2 separate regions of the Homo sapiens genome follow, and region 2 is linked to region 1. A link is a contact called in ENCODE Hi-C or POLR2A ChIA-PET data. All regions are on one chromosome and are shown on one strand. The core of a region is the stretch at or near the end of the contact, and the rest is flanking DNA. Distances in the headings are between cores, read along the strand shown.

Evidence for each region. A loop is a pair of places that touch in the nucleus more often than their neighbours do. ChIA-PET counts read pairs that join two places held with the same protein, here RNA polymerase II (POLR2A). Pooled maps may share reads with other maps.
Region 2: POLR2A ChIA-PET joins it to region 1 with 14 read pairs in activated T-cell. The contact joins the promoter of LINC01291 here to the enhancer-like site in region 1. A Hi-C loop is called at or near these places in 4 of 50 pooled maps. POLR2A ChIA-PET finds 5 or more read pairs at or near these places in 4 of 52 experiments (CD4-positive, alpha-beta T cell, HEK293T, PC-3 and 1 more).

What each region holds. Positions count from the first base shown.
Region 1 is chr2:74,840,430-74,843,156 of GRCh38, reverse strand. All of the region lies in intron 1 of HK2 (hexokinase 2), which reads right to left. Among named protein-coding and RNA genes, the nearest start is that of HK2, 7.7 kb to the right of the region's middle. Within about 2 kb of position 1,341, at least 6 of the 41 ENCODE cell types and tissues checked have a DNase peak (open chromatin) inside an H3K27ac peak, as active enhancers do.
Region 2 is chr2:74,907,535-74,910,234 of GRCh38, reverse strand. It overlaps LINC01291 (long intergenic non-protein coding RNA 1291), which reads right to left and starts at 1,274. Exons shown (of 5, transcript NR_189601.1): 1 at 1,062-1,274.

The sequences.
Region 1 (2,727 bases), core at 92-2,591:
TGAAATTCCAGGGGTCGGTGGGGCCAAACCTATCATGGCGGGTCCTGTGACTCTTCAGCACAGGGCACTGCAAATGATTTCCCCTGTGGAAAGCCAGGTCTGGGAGAGATGTGAGGATGAGTGAGCAAGTATTTAACTGACAAACTCCACAGCAGAAGAATATGAAATCCCAAGTAAGCAGCCTCCACAATGCCCTCTGAAGCCTCTGCTCTTCTCTGGGTTAGTTACCGGGGAGACAGAGGTTAGGGAAAAGGAGCTGGAACTAACCCTGTGATCATTCAGCACAACTGTGTCTCCTGCGACATCGCAAGGATGCTTCAACCTGAAGTGCACTAATGTCCCAGGCATCCCAGAGACCTCGAATGGGGGAGCCACCTCTGTAGAGGACCAGAAGAAAAGCAATTTAGAGGAAGAGCTTAAGGATGGATCTCCTACGCCCAGGAAAGAGAAGGTTTTAGAAGCACGGTGGACGCATCCTTCTTCCCTGGCTTCAGGAACTTTCCATCCTTCTGACTTCTCTGTCCTCTGATTCAATCCAACGTCACACAGAGACACAAATGGACCTGAAACCACTTACTCTAAAAGAAGCTCTTGGGAGTTATCCAGGGTAAAGCAGGGCCTCTTTTTGCTCCTGTCCAGGCGGACGGTGCAGTGGGACATCTAAGACTGTGTCTCTCCCTATGTACAGATGCTCCGACTTACAATGAGGTTATGTCCCGATTAGTAAGTCAAAAATGCATTTCGTACACCTAACCTACCATCGAACACAAAGCCTATTTTACAATAAAGTGTTGAATATCTCATGTAATTTATTGAATACTGTACTGAAAGTGCAAAACATAATGGTTATATAAATACTGAAAGTACAGGTTCTACTGAATGCGTATCACTTTTGTGCCATTGTGAAGTCAAAAAAAAATCAAGTTGAACCATTGTTAAGTACCAATACTTAATACATAAAGCATTGACTATATGTCAGGCACAGTTCTCAGAGCTTGACACCTGTTAACCCTCTTTCTCTTTCATTCTTACAACTACTCAATTAAAGTGTTATCCAAACAATCTTTGCATTTTATAGGGAAAAGAAACTGAGGCCTAGACAGGTAGAGTAACTGACCCAAGCTCACACTGCGTGTTATGCAGAAAGCCAGAGTTCAACCCCAGGGAGCCTGACTCCAGCTCATCAAACAGCCTCTCCCAGTAACTGTCAGGCTGTCCCTCAGTGGATGTCACTGGCCTACCTCCTCTGCTCCCCAGCTCAAGTGCCTTCTGAATTTCCATTACACCAGCTCACATGCCTGTCTTGTTGGGAAGCCTGGCTCATGCCCAGCCTCCATGGAAACTACAGCAGCACCAGGGTGAGCATCTTCCAAGGGCAACTGACTAAACTCCTCTTGCTGGCTTTCTGGAGCACTTGTATTGCCCACATTTCTCTGGTTGAGAATACAGAAACAGCAACTAGCTCCCGTTCCCTGGAAACCTGCCCCCCAGCAAGGAACTGTGGGCATCTGCAGACTGCTGTGAACTGTAGACCTCATCTTAAGTTCGTCTTTTGTAGAAGCCCATTTCCCACCATGACGGTCACAAGACATGGCACACTGTTGACAACTCAGGGCTCTGATCCCAACTAGGGCTACTAACTTGCTGTATGACCATCAGCAATACACCTGAAAACTGAAGGGGGTGGCAGGGATGGACCATGTTCTTCTAAAGCAGTTTCTCAAATTTGACACTGTAGACATTTTGGGCCAGGTAATTTTTTGTTGTGGGGAGCTATCTTGTGCATGGTGGAATATTCAGCAACATTCCTAGCCTCTGCTTACTAGATATCAGTAACACACACTCACCCAAACCTGCCTCTGCTTACTAGATGTCAGTAACACACACTCACCCAAACCTTTGTGACAACCAAAAATGTCTCCAGACATTGCCAAAGTCCACTGGGGTATAAAATCACTCCTACTTGAAAACTACTGCTCTAAATGAAGAATTTTAAAAAGATAGGCTTTGTCTCTGGAAATTTGAGTAAGGTGGAAATTCTTGCTCTTTATGATAGGCTGGGATAGCCCCTCACAAAAAACGTATCTGTCCCAAAATGTCAATAGCACCAAGGCTGAGAAAACTGCTTTAAAGATAAGCAGAAAGAGCCACTCCAGCACAAGGAAGCATGGTGTGTGATCCACAGAGTGTGATATGAAGACGTGTCCAGTGAGCTATGGGGATTTAATTTGCCACATCCCAACCCCCACAGCTTTTTTTTTTTTTTTTTTTTTTTTTTGAGACAGAGTCTTGCTCTGTCGCCCAGGCTGGAGTGCATTGGTGCGATCTCAGCTCACTGCAAGCTCCACCTCCCGGGCTCAACTGATTCTCCTGCCTCAGCCTCCCAAGTAGCTGGGACTACAGGTGCCTGCCACCACGCCCGGCTAATTTTTTTTTTTTTTTTTTGTATTTTTAGTAGAGACGGGGTTTCACCGTGTTAGCCAGGATGGTCTTGATATCCTGACCTCGTGATCCGCCCGCCTTGGCCTCTCAAAGTGCTGGGATTACAGGCGTGAGCCACCGCGCCCGGCATAACCCCCACAGCTTTGAAAAGGCAAAGACAGACTACGTACAGTGTTGGAAAACAAACCAAACCTGCTGACTTCAAAGCTCAACGATGATAATGAGGAACGTCTTATCAAGATGTGGTCTTTTAAACCGGAAGTATCTGAACAAAGGAAGCCAGTT
Region 2 (2,700 bases), core at 25-2,524, 67 kb before region 1:
GTGTAGGACTTACAGCAGTAGATAGAAATTATAACTTCAAACACAAGTAAAACTGTAAATTCAAGAAGTTGGAATAAGATCAACAGAGCCAAGAAACAAGAAGGAAAAATAAGTAAAGAAAGGCAAAAATCAATAAAATGGAGAAGGAAAAAACAGAAAGAAATGACCAAATCAAAAGCTAATTATTTGAAAAGATTAGTGAAATAAAATTCTGGCAAGACTGATCGAGAAAAAGAGTGAGAAAGGCCAGGAACGGTGGCTCACGCCTGTAATCCCAGCACTTTGGGAGGCTGAGGCGGGCGGATCACAAGGTCGGGAGTTCAAGACCAGCCTGGCCAATATGGTGAAACCCCATTTCTACTAAAAATACAAAAATTAGCTGGGCGTGGTTGTGCGCACCTGTAATCCCAGCTACTCAGGAGGCTGAGCCAGGAGAATCGCTTGAACCTGGGAGGCGGAGGTTGCAGTGAGCCGAGATCACACTATTGCACTCCAGCCTGGAGCAATAGAGTGAGACTCCGTCTCAAAAAAAAAAAAAAGAAAAAAGAAAAAAAGAAAAAGAGTGAGAAAATGAAATTGCAATAGATAAAACCTACAATGAAAAAGGGGGAAAAACAATTACAGGCACAACAAAGATGAAAGAATAATGTAATTGCAGTAACCCTTCTGAAGTAACGTTGTCAAAATATCAAACCTAAACCTGATCATGGATTTGAGATGGGATAGTTCCTTTGACCCCCTTCATGGGCAGGAACTGGAGTGGCTCGTTTCACTCAGCCCGTCACTGGCCACTCCTCGCATGGGGGAGCGTAAGAGCAAGCGGGTGCAGGAACCCAAGCAAACGAACCCCAGAACCCGCCGGTCGCTCCTCTCTGGAGGGAGCAGGCTCTATGCATGCTACACAGCAGTGTCCATGCATGTTTCAACCAGCGCTCTTTCAGCTCTGCCGTCCAGGTACGGCCAAGTGCCAACCAGCTCAGTGGAGAGTCAGGGTGGTAGCCCCTGCCCTCTTGGCACCTGAGTTCTCGTTTGGCGTCCAGGAAGAATCAGCTCACACGAACCGTTTGAAAGGTGATGAATGCGGAAGACTTCATTGAGCGGTGGGTGGCTCTCAGCGGAAAGGGAGGCTGGAAAGCAGATGGGAACGTGAGCTTTCTCTGAAGCCCGGCAGTCTCCGGCCAGGTCCCTCTCTGAAGCCGCACCGTCTGAAGTTAGCCGCATCTATCCATTGTCTCTGACACTCAGCTGCGTGTATCCTCGCCGCTCAGCCGCTTCTATTGCGCTGCCAGCTGAAGTCTTTTATGGGCACAGGATAGGGGCGGGGCAGGCCAAAAAGGCAACATTTGCTTGGAAAACCAGGATCACCTGTTTTCACTTAGGGCGGTGGTTCCTGGCTTAGGGGTGGGGTTTAGCTGGGAGCCCAGCCCTTCTGTATCAGATTGAGATTTAACTACCAATTTACAGGAATACAGAGGACAAGGGAACGTGTCAAACTAGAGATGCAATCATAGGAAACTCTGGGAGGAAAACAGAAAGCTGAAAAGAAACAGAGGTTATGAGAAATTAAAAGGCAGGTCTGCCAAGTGCAATGTGTAAACTTTGGATTCTGATTCAAATGACAAAGTTATCTCCCCCGCCAAAAAAAAAAAAAAAGACATTTGTGAGAAAATTGGAAGTTTAAACACTAATGGGGAGTTTCTTGATGTTGATAAATTATTATCTGGGGAGGAGGTAATGACACTGTGAACAGGTTGAAAAAGAGTCTTTGTCTTTTGAAGATTTTTACCGGAGCATTTGCAGGTGTCATTATACAATGTCAGAGATTTACTTCAAAGAATTGTGAGGGGATGTGGGCGGGGCTCTAGATGAAACAACATTGGCCATGAATTGATAACTGCTGAAGCACCAGAGGTTTATCAATCCACTTTTGAATGTATTCGAAATTTTCTAAAAAAAAAAAAAGTTTTTAGAGTATTATGAACAACTGTATCCAAATAATGTGAAACTTTAGATATTATAGACAACTTTGTGGGGAAATACTAAATGCCAAGATATAGTATACTTGAATAGACTAACAAGCATTAAAGAAATTGAAACGCTAATCATAGCTCCTCTCCCTAAAGCCCAGATAGCTTTACAAATATGCTCTACCTGTCTTCAAGAGACAGATTTTTTTATCTCACAAATTGTTGCAGCAAGTGAAAAAGAGAAAATTGTCCAGCCTTTTTTATGAAGCTAATGTAATCTTGATTCAAAACTAGATTGGGCCAATACAAAAAAAAAAAAAAATTACATGCTCATTGTATTTCTGAATAAGTGATATGGTTTGGCTGTGTCCCCACCCAAATCTCAAATTGAATTGTATCTCCCAGAATTCCCACGTGTTGTGGGAGGGACCCAGGGAGAGGCAATTAAATCATGGGGGTTGGTCTTTCCTGTGCTATTCTCATGATAGTGAATAAGTCTCACGAGATCTGATGGGCTTATCAGAGGTTTCTGCTTTTGCTTCTTCCTCTTTTTTTTTTTTTTTTTTTTTAGACAGAGTCTTGCTTTGTCACCCAGGCTGGAGTGCAGTCGCTCAATCTTGGCTCACTGCAACCTCCGCCTCCCAGGTTCAAGCAATTCTCCTGCCTCAGCCTCCTGAGTAACTAGGATTACAAGCACCCGCCATCACATCTGGCTAATTTTTGTATTTTTAGT